2 separate regions of the Homo sapiens genome follow, and region 1 is linked to region 2. A link is a loop called in an ENCODE intact Hi-C map of the cell type or tissue named here. Cell type or tissue: heart right ventricle. All regions are shown on one strand.

The links. Hi-C counts contacts between places; a loop is a spot of excess contacts. Peaks named below come from ENCODE experiments on the same cell type or tissue, not always from the same donor. Only the 100,000 strongest peaks of a DNase experiment are listed, where the experiment ranks them.
Region 1: a loop joins it to region 2, with 6 times the contacts of the local background. A loop is called at or near these places in 1 of 110 quality-filtered maps.

The regions. Positions count from the first base shown.
Region 1 is chr4:10,443,858-10,451,857 of GRCh38, reverse strand. ZNF518B (zinc finger protein 518B) reads left to right here. Exons shown (of 3, transcript NM_053042.3): 3 at 5,319-8,000. The coding sequence starts at 5,530. Among named protein-coding and RNA genes, the nearest start is that of ZNF518B, 9.6 kb to the left of the region's middle. In heart right ventricle, no CTCF peak of the experiment used is centred here; no DNase peak of the experiment used is centred here.
Region 2 is chr4:10,045,250-10,053,249 of GRCh38, reverse strand. No RefSeq gene overlaps it. Among named protein-coding and RNA genes, the nearest start is that of SLC2A9, 28 kb to the right of the region's middle. In heart right ventricle, no CTCF peak of the experiment used is centred here; a DNase peak (open chromatin) is centred at 3,859.

The sequences.
Region 1 (8,000 bases), 400 kb before region 2:
GTGGGTGAGGAAAAGGTAGTTTCGTAACTAGTTTATATATAAACCTAAATTGTAGTGAGTACTCTTGTAAGTGGAGCATCTTTTCTATGGTAATTATAAATGGCTGTTAGCCCCTTTGCACTAAAGCTAGGTGGGTGGTTTTGCCACAGAGGTAAATTATCTTTCGGGCGGTATAACCAAACAAATAAAATATAAAGTGAGATTCAGGGCATGTTCTGAATACAGCAGTTAATTAGGCAGCTAAGAAAACTGTATTTTAGCCCCTCTGACTATGTGATTGGTATTTTTTTAAATTAAAAAATGGAAAATAATATTTTTAACAGGTTATGATATGTCAGTCATTTAATCCTCACAGTAACTCTGTGGGGTAGGTAGGTACTGTTTCTATCTCATTTTACAGGTAAGGAATCAAAACAGTGGGTATACCCAGGTTGTATATCTAGAAAGTGATAGAGCTGGGATTTTAAACTTTATAATCTGATTCCAGAATCTCTACCTTTAAACACTATGTTACCACTTACTTCTCTTCAAATTTTATTGAGCATTAGATGTTTCCAGTATTTAGAAGTCAAATGCTTCGTTTTTAATAGGAACTTACACAGTCTTTTATGTTTTTTTATAGCCCTCAATGTCACTGATGTGGATTCTCCCAAACTCGATACTTTGTTTGTTTTTATGTCCCCATAATAAGTCTTTAAGAAAACAGGGCAAGTGAGCTCAAAATCAAAAGAAAACCCACCAACAGTGAATGCATTCAGGGCTATTTCCAGGTCTTTCTTTTGAAGAAAGATAAGACTCAGTCCAGAGAGCACATCTGTGACACACCGTGCCTCTTGCCTTTGGTGCGTGGCAGTCATCTTTGGCTCATGCTGTACCTTATTCTACATTAGAAAACTCACTGTATGTTGCTAAATAATTTTTTGAAAACAGGCAGATTAATAAATGGACATCTTATTTATTGCACCATAAAATTAATGGTATTCTTTTCTGTGTTTTCGAGACCTTTCCTAAGCTATCTGAAAGTCCTAAGACGCCAAATGCAGAGGCTTTTGCAACAGATGTTGAGAGTTTGCACGGTAGGCAAACACTGACCCTGCTGTTAATAGTAATTTATTGAGTACCCTTTCAGTGCCAGCATACCCATGCACAGCTTTGTCTCCGGTGTCTTTTTGTACTCCTTGGTCATCCATCCAGAGAGTCATAACTTGCCAAGAGGACTCAGCTTCACAGGTGTGTATACTTGGATGTGAACCATGGAGGACGTTGTGTGGAAGGGACGGGCTGAGAGGCTTTTACACAGATATGCCTGCTGTCCCTCAGGAGTGTCCACGTGTAAATACCAACATCAGAACCATCTTCATTCTTCCATGTGGCTGTGTCCATTTACCTTGTCTTGGAGTATTACATCTGAGATGCATTTCCCTCTGTTACTAGACACAGGTTACAAAGGCCAAAGAGAACTCCCATCTACTTGTTATGAAGAAACCTCACATCTTTTTCACTTGCACAGAGGGATGTGGCAATGTAGTAACATTGCATTATCTTGAGCATAGTTCAGAAGCCAAGAAGATACTTTCAAACAGGTGACATAATTCATTTATGGCCCAGATGTCCTGCCTTCCCCATCACACTGCATTTGCTAATAATCATGGCTGCATGCTTCATATTGGCACTTGCTCCTATGGATTCTTAATTCAAAATAACTGCTGAGAAAGTTTTGCAGAGGCCTCTCCAAGACTCTGCCTTCCTCATGCGTTCTGGCTGGCTTGTGTATTCTCTGGGGACTTTCCTTGGCTGGGATGCTCTCCATTCCTTGCTGATGGACGTGATCTTACTGCCCAGTCTGTCTCAGATTTTCAAGTATTTAGTTTTAGAATAAATGATACCTTCCCGCCCCCAACTTTTGAAAGGACTTAGAGAGAAAAATGGCAAAAGTGCCTTCTGGGATTTTTGAAGACTCCTGGGGGCTGAGCAAGAGGCTGAAACACTGAAAATGAGCCAGTGGAATCCTGGTTTGGATGATTGTTCAAATAGAGGAATCTTGTCACATGACTTAGTTGAGAATTTCTTAGGGCTAATATAGAGGGTGTTATGTTCAAATAGTTGGTAAGCAAATTGTGGCAGGCAGGTTTCTTTCTCACACACTAGTATTACAAGACTGGTAGATCAGAGCATAAACAGATATCAACTTATATGCAAATCTTTGGAAGAGAATTGAGAACTGAGGATGAGAGAGGTGCAGATTGGTAACTGGTTGACCAAGAGGAATTAAGTTTATTTTTGTTGCTCCAGAGTCAAGGCAGAACAAGGAAATTTATAGGAAAGCTGATTTCTGTTTCATTTAAGGGTAAATTGTTGGTAATGAGAACTATGTGAATATAAAATTGGCTGCCTATAGAGGGAAGTGGTTTTTTGTTTATGGCGATATTAAACTATCAGCTGCATGGTCAATTGGAGAAGATGTTTTAAGGATTTAAATATTCTCAGAAGCTTCAGCCAGTAATTTGGAATGCTGGCTTTTCATCAGGATTACCTAGGGTGCCTTTACAAGCCACAAAAATCTCCTTTCCTTTCTTCTCTCCTGAGACTTAGATTCACTCGCTTTGAGATGAAGCCTGGGAAATTGTCCATTTTTGCTCTGATTCTGAGGCTTTTCCAAGTTGAGAACGCTGGACCAGATCCCCCTTATCACCAGTCTTAAGCCTTTTCATTCCTTAGGCTTTGGTTTTCTTGGGTTCTGGCTGCTGCTGCAGCTTTTCCGTTTTATCTGGATAACAATGTTGACATGACTATATTGATGATGGTAGCATTCTTTAGATGATAAAGTGTGTGATTTCGAGGATCAGCAGTGTCGGACTGGGCATAGAAGTCATGGGCCTTTTTTTAATAGATAATAGAGATGCAGGTAAGTTCTTGCTTGAGGTCACTTGATGAGCAGCAGAAATCCTGGGAGTTACTTCTGTCTTCCTTCACTAAAGCCTCTGCAAATTTGGAAATTTAAGTGTGTGCCAGCTTCTCATAATGACTCCTCTGAAAGTTGTGTTGTCTCTTCCAGAAATGCAGTGTAATGTAAAAGGCCTTATCTTTGCCCATGTATTGTTTGCCAGCTTGAGGCATTCATGTGTCCTGTGCAAAATCATGGTCCCCTTACACAGGTATGTGTTTGAACATTGAGGGGACAGATGTTTCTCCAGCCCCCCACTGCAACCCTGCAGGCCTCCATCTGCTTGATGTCTAAGTGTTGTATGCATACTTAAGATAGAGCAAGTCTGACTGAGGGCTTGATTTCATGCTGGAAATTGCTTTTGAAGAAGGTGACTATCTTTCGCAAAAGTAGAGTAGGAAAAGACGACACTGCCAAAGAAAATACAGCTTGTCATCAGATATGATGTGTTATTTTGGTGCTTTCCAAAGGGCAGGTTTTACACCAGATCTGAGTGCGTTACTGTTGCATCTCTTGAGCCCCTGTGGAGGGGCTTTTTTAAACTCCCCGACGTCGGTCTTTCAGACTACCTTTATATGGCTCTTGGCCTGTTAGCATTGTGCCAGAAGGAAGCTACCTGTGTTGCCACCCATCATTGTCATTGAACAAACACTGACTGAGTCCCTCTGGGTGCCTCTTGACACTTGGAGAAGGACTCAAAAATTTCAAAAGTCTTCTCTTATACTCTAGTGTTCTTATACTCTAGCATTCTAATCATCATGGCGGCTCTGGGAGGAATTGGATAATTGTTCCTAATTCTAGTTGCTAGATGAAAAACTGAGGTTCAGAAGATCTAAGTGACTTTCTTAAGTCATGAAAGAAAGGCTTTTAGCAGATTCCAAACTAGAATGGATTTTGTTATGCTCCTAGTTTGCCATATTCTGGGAAAATAAGTGTCTTTAAAGATTGTATAAAAGAGTCACTGTGGCCAGGTGCGGTGGCTCACGCCTGTAATCCCAGCACTTTGGGAGGCTGAGGCAGGCAGATCACCTGAGGTCAGGGGTTAAAGACCAGCCTGGCCAACATGGAGAAACCCTGTCTCTACTAAAAATACAAAATTAGCTGGGCATGGTGGTGCAAACCTGTAATCCCAGCTACTCGGGAGGCTGAGGCAGGAGAATTGCTTGAACCCTGGAGGCAGAGGTTGCAGTGAGCCAAGATTGCACCATTGCACTCCAGCCTGGGCAACAAGAGTGAAACACTGTCTCAAAAAAAAAAAAAAAAAAAGGTCACTCTGTGTATATTGGAGTGCTTACTTGCTCTAGAAAACCTTCGTCACCTCTTGTGTCCCAGGCCAGGCCATCCGTGATCTCCTTTCTGCTCCAGCCTCTCCTCTGCCATGTCCGTACAATACTGGGTTATTGTCTTTCCTAGAACATGTCCCGTTCCCCATTCTCCTTGCTGTTCCTCATGAGCAGCAGGCCCACTTCCCACAGATCATTGCCTTTTCTGTGCTTGAAACACCCCTTTTCCAGCAGCCACAATGCTCACTGTGGTTGCCCCCAGGTCTCTGCTCAGACATGAACTTAGCATGAGGCCTCTCCTGACTCTCCTCACCTCCACACCCAGCCCCGCAACCTCATCACCGTGGTCTTCCCTGTCCTGTTGGCCTTGCTTTTTTCCCAAGTATCTTACCACCATTGGCAAATATGTAATCTGTTTCCCCCTGTGCAGTGTGTGCATCACCAGGAGAGGGACTGATTTGCTTTCATTCACTACCTTACAGCACTTTTGAATAATGCCCAGCACATAGTAGATTCCCAATAAGATGCTGCAGCAGGCTTGCTAACATTGTCAGTATTATGGGCTTCTTAGCACTCATGAAGGCAAATTAAGCATGTAAGTGAGAGAGTTGGTATTCAAGCTGATAATAAGCTATAATGTAGAAACAAATGTGAACACCCCAGGCCAAAGCCCTAGCTCTACCACTTGATAACTAACTTGTTCAAAAATTGAACTGACAGTGTCCTGTATAACATTTTTGTGAAGGTAATATGAAATTATACCTATGAAAGATGTGCTCACTGACACTTGAAAATGACTTTCCCTGACCAAAGGCTGTCCTGAATGGCTGCTATGATGTCCTTGTTCCTGGTATATCTGTGTTCATTCATGATTTGGCTAAAGTGGTCATTTATAGGGGGCTGAGTTTGAAAATGTTTTCAATTTAGGCTTACTTGCCAACTCTGTTGTGTTATTGTTATAACATGCGTCTAAAATCATACGTTGAGATTTACCATAAAATGTCCAAGGCCATTAAAATATAGGATAAGTTTGTTAATAGCTTAGCCAAACTCTTATATTAATCATGCTTTATAATTTTGTTTTCCTTTAGTGTTACCTGGAATGTCAGAGAGCTGAAAGCAGTCATATTTTGGGATCATGCACCTACTGCGGCAGTATATAAAGAAAGATAATTAAGTATGCACCCAAGAAGTAGCTGCGCCCCTACCCATCACAAACTGTATAGAAGGATATCTCCTAAGGATTTTATCATGTGAAAACTTTCTGAATTTTAGTTGGCTCTTTTTAGAAATGCAGATAAGATGAAGGATATTGGACAGCAGCTATACACTACACACTTGAACGGCGGACATAATTCCTTGACCATGTCACCCAAACAGCCTGATGCTAATGGAGCACCTCGGCCAAATAGACAAGAAGCACAAACCCTTTTGTATCAAGGCTCAGAGGCAGAGGCTGCCATGATGACCATTGCTACATGTGCAAAGTGCAAAAGTGTTCACAAGATCTCTCTTCAAGATTTGCAGAAGGGTACAGGGAAGGACGGTATGTATGTCTGCTTCCAGTGCAGCCTCGGTGCAGCTCCTCCCAATTTTCATTTTGTGAGCAATAATTCCAGTGCGACTCATGTTGGAAATAAAACTGAAAACTTCTCAAGTTCTGTCAATAGCAAATTTAAGGTAAGGAACTTTAAGCCAGGCAAATACTATTGTGATAAATGTCGATTCTCTACAAAGGACCCGCTGCAGTACAAAAAGCACACCCTTCAACACGAGGAGATTAAATTCATTTGTTCTCACTGCAGCTACATTTCGTATACGAAAGGAGAGTTTCAGAGGCATTTGGTGAAACACACAGGCATATTTCCTTATCAGTGTGAGTATTGTGACTATGGTGCTATTAGAAATGATTATATTGTCAAACACACGAAGAGAGTACATGAAAGGGCAGGTGCGAAACGGCCAGTCAAAGCTGTTGCCAAGCTGGAGCCAAAAAGAACCGGAACTTCAAAACAAAACCCAGAGCTTCTAAAAGCTTCCAATCCACGGACTACATTTCAAAATAAGTGGTCAGACCAACTGTCAGGTTTCTCTCTCCATGCAAATAAAGACAAAATGCACAATATCATGTTGTTACCTGAACCAAAGGAATACCAAAAAGATGTAGTTTGTATTCCAAATAAAATGACCCTGTCTGAGCCAAATGAAGTCAACCTATTTGAGAACAAAAATGTTGAAGTAGAAGTGTTATCCCCTGCAAAAGAACCTGTTCAGCCAGGTATGCCATTGACAGTTGTTGCACCAGCAGAACTAGTTGTCCCTGCAAACTGTTTAGCCCAGTTGATAGATGTGAAGGTTGTCAATGGTACACAGCAGCTTGTTCTGAAACTGTTTCCGCTGGAAGAAAATAATTGCCTTGAAGCTGGGAGGGATAATGGAGGTAATTCTGAACGTATGGTGAAAGAGAAGGGTTCAAATGAACAAGAAAAAGTACTTTCTGCAGAAAAAACAAAGTCACTGACAGTTGACGGGAATGTTGGAAAACTCGTAGGCATTGATAGTTTTCAACCTTCAGTTCAGAAACAGCTTAAAAATGTGAAATGGGTAAGGTCTTATGATTTTATTATGCCAAATTCTAGTGTGCACAACAATGGAAAATCCTTCATTAATTCGGAAACAATTGAGGATTTTCAGAAAAAAAATAATTTGTATCCACATAGAACTGCTTTTCCTTCCGTTGCCTTAAAAGGTCATTCTCTAGCATCTGTATTTAAAAACAGTGTTTTACGTAGTCTTGGAGCTGCATCAAACCCTTTTCCATATAAAGCTGCTGTTTGTTTTGCTGAAAGTGGAAGAAATTTACACAGTAGCTCACAGCAGTTACTCCCATTTGCTGCATCACCTGCAACCTGTTCCTTCTCTGGAGAAAAGGGCTTATTGCCTGTAAGTGAAAATGACTTGGAATCTACAAGTAAAGTCAATATTCCTGTAAAAGTGGTTTCCTCTAATAGGAAGCAGGAAGATAACCAGACAGAGGAACACAAGGCAGTTTCAACTGTAGGCCAGATTTCCTCTCAACATAAGAGTGAGTATTTACATATAAACATAACTGGAGAAGATAGATCTCAACAGCCTGGGGATAAGCCTTTGGAATTAAAGAATTCTGAAAGGACTAACAACACTAATGATGGCCCAGTCATCTCATCAGTATTTTCTCTGAGCTCTGGATCTGAAAATGTCCCCGAGGGCATTAAGTGGAATAGCTCAACGTCTAAAATAAAGTCAATTGAACTGTTGCGCAGAAAGATAGCTCAGTTAATTGAGTCCTGTGGGAAGCCGTCATCTTTGGCTTCAAATAGTGCACATCGTCGCTCTGTAGGGCAGGCATCAAAGGGAACTTCAAAAGCTACCTCTGAAGGTATTCAAGAAATCAACGTGTCACTCACTGGTCTTGGCCATTCCACAGGTACTCTTCAGAAACCTCCGAATGATGGTGGTATTACTGGTAATAGACAGCTTACTCATCAACAAATATATCCACACTTTGCAGATGGCAGTAATAGGAAAACCAAAAGCAGAGTGGCCAGGAAGGCTCATGTTGCCACGCCAGTGTTAATCCCCAAAGGGGCTGTGTTGAGGGTTCTTAATTCCTCTGAGAATGCCCACATCATAGAGGCTACATGTGAAGCACCTGTCAGCATACCTTGCAGTGAAAGACAGTTAATAAAACCAGTTCCATTTTGCCCTGTGAGACAGGCGGACTCAGACTTACA
Region 2 (8,000 bases):
TTGGTTGGTTGGTTTTTTGAGACGGAGTCTTGCTCTGTCGCCCAGGCTGGAGTGCAGTTGTGCGATCTAGGCTCGCTGCAAGCTCCACCTCCCGGGTTCACGCCATTCTCCTGCCTCAGCCTCCCGAATAGCTGGGACTATAGGTGCCTGCCACCATGCCTGGCTAATTTTTTTTGTATTTTTTAGTAGAGACAGGGTTTCACCATGTTAGCCAGGATGGTCTCGATCTCCTGACCTCTTGATCCACCCGCCTCAGCCTCCCAAAGTGATGATGATTTCCCTGTTTTAAGGTTAGCCAATTTACAACACTCATTCTCTCTGCCACCTTAATTTCCCTTTGCCAGGTATGGTGACATATTCACAGCCTCCTAGGATTCAGATGTGGATATTTTTGGGAGCAGGTGGGAAGCACTAATATGCCTGCCCCACCAGTTCCTAGGCTGTGCCAATATTGTGCTGATTATACATGGGGCAGATCAGAGGTGATCTCTCCTCCCACAGGGAGTATGCATTCTAGAGAGGAGGACAGCTCTCCAAGAGTAGTTATATATATCAAGTAGTACTAAGTGATACAAGAAGACATCTTATGGTCCAGGGATAGAGAGTTAAGGGGTGTAGTGTGATTGTTTTTGAGAGCATGGTCATGGAAAGCCTTTCTGTAAAGGTGATAACAGAGCAGAGACCTGGATGTTGAGAAGGAGCCTCTGATCTGGGGCAGAATAATCCAGGCATAGGGGAAAGCAAGAGCAAAGGCCCTGAGGCATGCACAAGGAATTGTCAGAAAGCCAGCCGTGTTGCCGGGGCAAGGTGAAAAGGGGGTCAGAGAAGGGAGATGATGGTGATCAAAGCAGGGATCAGATTACTGGGATGTTATGGGCCAAGTGGTTTGGGATTTGTTGTTGTTGTTGTTTTGTTTTGTTTTTTTGTTTTATTTTGTTTTTTGTTTTGTTTTTATTTTTGGAGACAGAGTCTCACTGTGTCATCCAGGCTGGAGTGCAGTGGTGCGATCTCGGCTCACTGCAGCCTCCACCTCCTGGGCTCAAGCAATTCGCCTGTCTCAGCCTCCCGAGTAGCTGGGGTTACAGGCACGCACCACCACGCCTGGCTAAGTTTTGTATTTTTAGTAGAGACGGGGTTTTGCCATGTTGGCCAAACTGGTCTCGAGCTCCTGACCTCAGGTGATCCACCCGCCTCACCTTTCCAAAGTGCTGGGATTACAGACTTGAGCCACCACTCCCGGTCCCTGGGTTTTAATTCTGAGGAAAATGGGAAGCCACTGGAGGGCTTTAGGAAGGGTGGCAGCATGCTCTGATTGACACTGAAAATGATCACCTTTGTTGCTGAGTGCGATCGGTTTGCGGGGGACAAGGGTGGAGGCTGTGAGAGCTGGTGGGAAGGCATCTTGGCTGGCTGAGAGTAGAGTAATGAAAACAGGCAGCCGCGGGATCTGTTTTGTGGTGGAACCCATAGCGCTGCAGACAGAGTACATGTCAGGTGAGAGAAATATGGAGGGATCAGGGAGGATTAGACTCTGCCTGAGCCAACAAAGTCTCCTTAAAGGGAGGGGCTGGTTAGCCTGGAGCAGAGACCATCTGGATCAGGGATTCATGAACACTCCCTTGAAATGCCTGAATGCCTGTCATGGGGGAACAGATTCTCTTGATTCTCTCCGCCCTTAGATGTGAAAACAAAGCCCAAATGAAGGACAGATAAAGAGAGGGAGATATCAGCTAACCTAGACATCTCATATTGGAAGTGGCATGAGCTGCGGGGCCAGAGGAAACAGCATGCAACCCTGACTCTGCTGTTCCAGTGCTGGGATTGGGACAGGTTATCTGAAGTCTCTGACATGACATTTCACAATCTCTAACGTGATAGAGGTAATGTTACTATAATACTAAAAACAACAGCACATGCTTACATATCTGTGATTTGTGATGTGACAAGAAGTATATTTTGATCTCTGCTCTCAGTTCCTGAGATAAGAATCCTAAAACCCTGGTAGATAGGGGTGCTAGGAGAATCTTTTGTTCTAATCGATTTAGTCTTTTCCTCTTGGTTCCTGACACACAGCTCCTGAATCCCTTGGCATTTCCAGGGTGATAGGGGCATTTCCTCTTCTAATGATGTGACTCTTGGTGGGCTCCTCGATAGCCCCAGGGTGGGGGGCTGGTTGCCAGGGTAACCAAGCATGTGAGTAAAGGGCTGGAACTTTGATCCCCACCCTTTGAGGAGAGGAGATGGGCTGGAGGTTGAGTTGATTACCAATGGCCAGTGATGTCATCAACCATGCCTATGTAATGAAGTCTCCATAAAAACCCAAAGGGACAGGGTTTGGCGAGCTTGCAGGCAGCTGAACATGTGGGGATGCCTGGAGGTGGGGAGGTGCCATCAGTAAGGGCATGGAAGCTCCCTGTCGCCTCCCCACACCTTTTCCCACGCATCTCTCCCATCTGGCTGCTCATCTCTATCCTTTGTAACATCCTTTATAATAAATGGGTCATCGTAAGACAAGTATCTCCCTGAGTTCTGTGAGCCGCTCAAGCAAATTAATCAAACCTGAGGAATGGGTCACAGGAAACCCCAATTTATAGCCAGTTGGTTAAAAGTACAGGTCACAACCTAGGGCTTGTGACTTGCATCTGAAAGGGGGGCGGTCTTGTGGGACTGAGCCCTTAACTTGTGGGATCTGACGCTCTCTAGGCAGACAATGTCAGAATTGAATTGAATTAGAGGATGCCCAGCTGGTGTCTGCTGGAGAATTAGTTGCTAGTGAGGATAAATCCTCATGCATTTTTGGTGACCAGAGGTGAGTGGTGTGTGTGGGAAACTAGGAGAGACTGGTTCTTCCTGTCTCTCACAATAGCGCTTTTAACATGTGAAACACAGTTCTAACAGCTGTGTGTGTGGAAACTCATTCCTCACAGCAGCCTGAGGACACAGGTGCTCCTATCATTGCCATTTTAGAAAGAAGGCACAAGGAAGTTGAGTTATTTGCTTAAGGTCACACAGCGAGTATAGGGCACCGTCATCATACATCATACAATCATCTCTACAAGATACAGACTGCCTGTCCTTCACCTCCACCTATCAAACACATCAGTCAAAACACGGCATGTGCCATTATTAACTGTTTTGTGATGACACAATGCTATTTAGTTTCAGGATCAAAATTCAGCATGCTCTCAAAGTCTGGAATTGTGGCTGGAAGCGAACACGTTGGCATATAAAGTGGATAAAAGGCAAGACAGTTCTTCCTTTAGATTCTAGATTCAATCACACAAACTCACTCTATAGCCCTCAGACCACAGCTGGAATGTTTTTCCCCAATGGTGATGATCCTTGGGGGCTGCGGCTGACCAAGGGCCGCGGCTCCTCTGCAGAAAGTCCAGGTTGGCACCGTGGTGGACCCTGGAAAAAAGGTGTTCTCAAGGGGGGCACCTCACTAGGCTGTTTGCCTCTCCTCCCTCTGGCCTCTTGCACTGCACTTCTGGTTGCATTAAACTTCACAACCCACTATTTTGGAAACATGGAATAAAAGGGCTTCAATCACATGACAGTGGCTGGTACTGTCCAGATCTGAGTGTTGCACAAGAACGTACTTTGGTAGTAATTCAGCCATCCTTTCGTTATATGTTAAGTCCTAAGGCATTGAGGTTTTATTGAGTACTTTCTAAGAGCTGGACACCACTGGGGATACAACAGTGAATAGGACAGACACAGTTCTGCCTCATGCTGAGCTTTTGTCAACAGACAAAATGATTGTCAAGAGTGACAAATACACCATGCGCTGGCTGGAGCATGAAGGGAGGACATGGTGGAAATGCAGATTGTCCTCCAAGTTCAATGAGAAGCACTGAGGGACGATCTGGCAGGAGAGTGATGAAGGCTGGGCTGGGAGTGGCAGCCAAGCAGGAAGAGAGATAGAGCTGAGATACAGCTTGGATCAGATTCAATACCAGATTGATGGATGGATGAGGTTAAAAAGGAAGCAAAAGGAATCAAAGGTGATGCTGAGCTAAACAAGGAAGCTGGTGGGGTTATCTACTGAGATATTGAGGCAATCACAGGGCCAGTGATAAGAGAAGACTTTGGGGGAGAAACTCAAGAGTCTGTGAGTCACCACATGGTTATGTCAGGTACACAGCTGAATATGCAGGTCTGGACCTTAGTTGAGCTGTCTGGACTAGACATTCTGGTCCAGTTTTTGTCCCCTGTAATGTAAACTACTTCTGATCTCCTTTTCTGAGAGGCATGGAATTTAAAATTCCACTTGCCAATCAGTGGCTGCACTCAATATGCCTCAGGCTTTGTTAATCTGCACTAGAACAGACACCACATCAGGCAGCAACTGCAGGTGGGGCTACCACTTGGCTATGTTTCTAAAGTTCCAGGGTCTTCTGCTATGATCCATATAATTTTTATAGGATCGGGCTAGTGAATCAAATAGCATGTGAGAGGCACCACTGCTCCTGGATGCTTCAAGACTCTGAGGATGGCCCTAGCCCTTGCCATTTTCCTGGGATGCAATATCGTTCCTCCTTCTCTTAGCCACGTAAGAGAAGAGAAGAGAAAATCATTCCCTATCTTGGCAGGAAGTTGAAATTCCAGGGCTCCAGTTGGTCTTTTCTACTGTAATAACTTTTACACTGCAGGTCAGGGGCAGAGTGAGGGTCCTCCCGATGGCTAAGAGTGTCCTTCCTACAAACATTTAGGGCCCAGGGAAATGAGCGTGGGGTGGGTGTGGGGACTCAGTGCACTACCATGAGACACACCTGGGCCAGAGCTCTATTTGCTACCTGACTCCCATATGGCCAATGATAACAGGGGAGCCTGGGTGATGTTTTGGATTCCTGGATACCAGCATCAACCCAGACCCTGTATCGAACAGCACCAGAAACATCTCTTACTTTCCCCTAGTGCATGGTTACTTGAGTAAGTGGCCACAGGGTCTTTAGGGGTATTAAATGAGGGAGTCGCTACTGTCTCTACTTCAAGTTCTACCTTGAGGCAAGGGAACCTGCCATTTACGCCCTTGTATCAGGAAGTCATTGGCCAAGCCTGAGGTTGGTGGCCTGCCCAGTAAGGCTTCCTGTTGGCTGGGGGCTGTTCTGCGGAAAAGGGAGCAGCTGTGAGATTCTATCAGCACCATTTCTAGCAGGAAGGGACTAGGATATGGACTAACAGAGGGGCTGCAGTTGGAATATCAGTAGCATTCGCCAGTCATCTGCTGAGGGCAAGAGATAGATGGGGAGGTTAGAGAATTACAGAAAACAAAGGAGGCTCAAGAAACACTTTTTAGAGAATGAGATTTTGGATAGCATGCCACCCATCTGAGCATGGCAACATGTGTTGTGATGGAATCTGCATTAGCCAGTGTTCTCTAGAGAAACAGAACCAATAAAAAGATAGAGAGAGGTACATAAATTTACTATAAAGAATTGGCTCATGAAATGATGGTGGGCTGATAAGTCCCAAGGTCTGCAGTTGGCAAGCTGAAGACCCAAGATTGCTGACAGTGTAGTTCTAGTCTACATCTGAAGGCCTGAGACCTAAGAGAGCCAATGGTGTAGTTCTCTTCGGAAGACCAGTAGGTGCAAGACCCAGGAAGGGCTAACATTTTTGTTCAAATCCAAAGGTAAGAAAAAGACCAATGATCCAGCTCAAAAGCAGTCAGGCAGGAGGCATCCCCTCTTATCTGGGAGAGGGTCAGCCCTTTTCTTCCAGTCAGACCTTCAGCTGATTGGACAAGGCCCACTCACAGGGGAAGGGCAGCCTGCTTTAACTCAGTCGGCTACTTCAAATGCTAATTTCATCCAAAAAGACCTTCACAGAAATGCTGAGAGTAGTGTTTGACCAAATGTCTGGGCACCTTGTAGTCCAAGCATATTGATGCATACAGAACCATCACATTAAACCATCACAGAATCCATCTTCCTGGCTGGCCTGTCCACAAGGCAGAAGAGAAAGTGGAGAGTTGGAGCCATCTCGGCTTGGAATGCTGACGTAAAACTGTGAAGAAGGAAGGGAGGCAGAAGACTTTAGAGTAAGGGTGGATATTAAGGTAAAATCTGGGATCTGGCTTAAAAGAGGAGAACAGAGAGGGCTGGTGAACTTGGGAGAAGCTAAAGTGTCAGTGGCTCATCACAGTCACAGATGGAGCAAACAGAAGCAGTATTGGATGAGGTCACTAGGGTTGCTGTAATAAAGTCTCACAAACCAGGTGGCTTCAAATAGCGGAAATGTATTCTCCCACAGTGCTGGAGGCCAGAAGTCCAAAATCAAGGTGTTAGCAGGGTCATGCAGCCTCTGGGTGGAATCCTTCCTTCCCTCTAGCAGCTTCTGGTGGTGCCCATGGGCCCTTGGCATCCTGTGGCTGGCAGCTGCATCACTCCAAGCTCTTCCTCTGTCATCATATGGACGACACAAGGAGAGCTCCCTGTGTGTCACAGTCTCCTTTTTATAAGGATACCAGTCATACTGGATTAGGGCCCACCCCAAGTGACTTCATCTTAACTTGATTACCTCTGTAAATAGTCTATTTCCAAATAAGGGCACATACATAGGTCCCGGAGGTTAGGACTTTAACATATCTTTTCAAGGAGACACAGTTCAACCCATAACAGGCATAAACTCTAAACGTCATGGCTTACCATGTGATATGATTTGGCTCTGTGTCCCCACCTACATCTCATCTTGAATTGTAATCCCCACACATAGTGGGAGGGGCCTGGTGAGAGGTGATTGGATCATGGGGGCAGTTCTCCTATGCTGTTCTTGTGATGGTGAGTGAGTTCTCATGAGATCTGATGGTTCGAAAGTGTGTGGCACTTCTGCCCTCTCTCCTGCCACCACGTAAGATGTGCCTTGCTTCCCCTTTGCCTTCCTCTATGAAAGTAAATTTCGGCCAGGTGCGGTGGCTCACACCTGTAATCCCAGCACTTTGGGCGGCTGAGGCGGTTGGATCACCTGAGGTCAAGAGTTTGAAACCAGCCTGGCTAACATGGTGAAACCCCGTCTCTACTAAAAATACAAAAATTAGCTGGTCGTGGTGGTGCTCACCTGTAGTCCTATCTACTCAGGAGGCTGAGGGAGGAGAATCACTTGAACCCAGGAGGCGCAGGTTGCAGTGAGCTGAGATTGCACCACTGCACCCCAGCCTGGGTGACAGAGCGAGACTCAGCCTCAAAAAAAAAAAAGAAAGAAAGAAAAAAAAAAAGTAAATTTCCTGAGGCCTCCTCAGCCATGCTGAACTGTGAATCAGTTAAACTTCTTTTCTTTATAAATTACCCAATCTCAGGCAGTTCTTTACAGTAGTGTGAAAACAGAGTAATATACCATATTGCTGTGAAAATTAAATGAGGTGATGAATGATAAGATATTTTTGAAAGGAAAAAAGCACAGCAAATTATTGTTTCCTGTACTAGTTAGGTCACTAGTAACAGTCTCTTGCTTGTCTTGGAATGGATAGTCATTCAGATGGAGATGATTAGTCAGGCTCAAGGTAGAGACACTTTGAACTGGAAGATTCTGACCTATCGGCATTTCTCCATTTGAAATAGTTCCAAAGACAAATGATTACAGAAACCACAAACTCAAGGGTCTTCTGAGCCATAAATGAAATACCATTCTTGGAGTCAGCAACATGGAATGTGTTAATTATTACTGAGATGTGGAAATATGTCACAGCATTGACAGTGAGCTTTATTCATTCAAACCTCCTCACTTGGACTTTGTGATATTCCAACCCAGAGATTTAGTCTTTTTATATGACTATCTCATAAAAAGGTGTGTTTACTTTTTTTGCTCTTTTTTATGGTAAAAATACAGAAAATTAAAATTAACCTTCTGGCCGGGTGCCGTGGCTCACGCCTGTAATCCCAGCACTTTGGGAGGCCAAGGCGGGCAGATCACCTGAGGTCAGGAGTTCAAGACAAGCCTGGTCAACATGGTGAAACCCCATCTCTACTAAAAACACAAAAAATTAGACAGGCATGGCA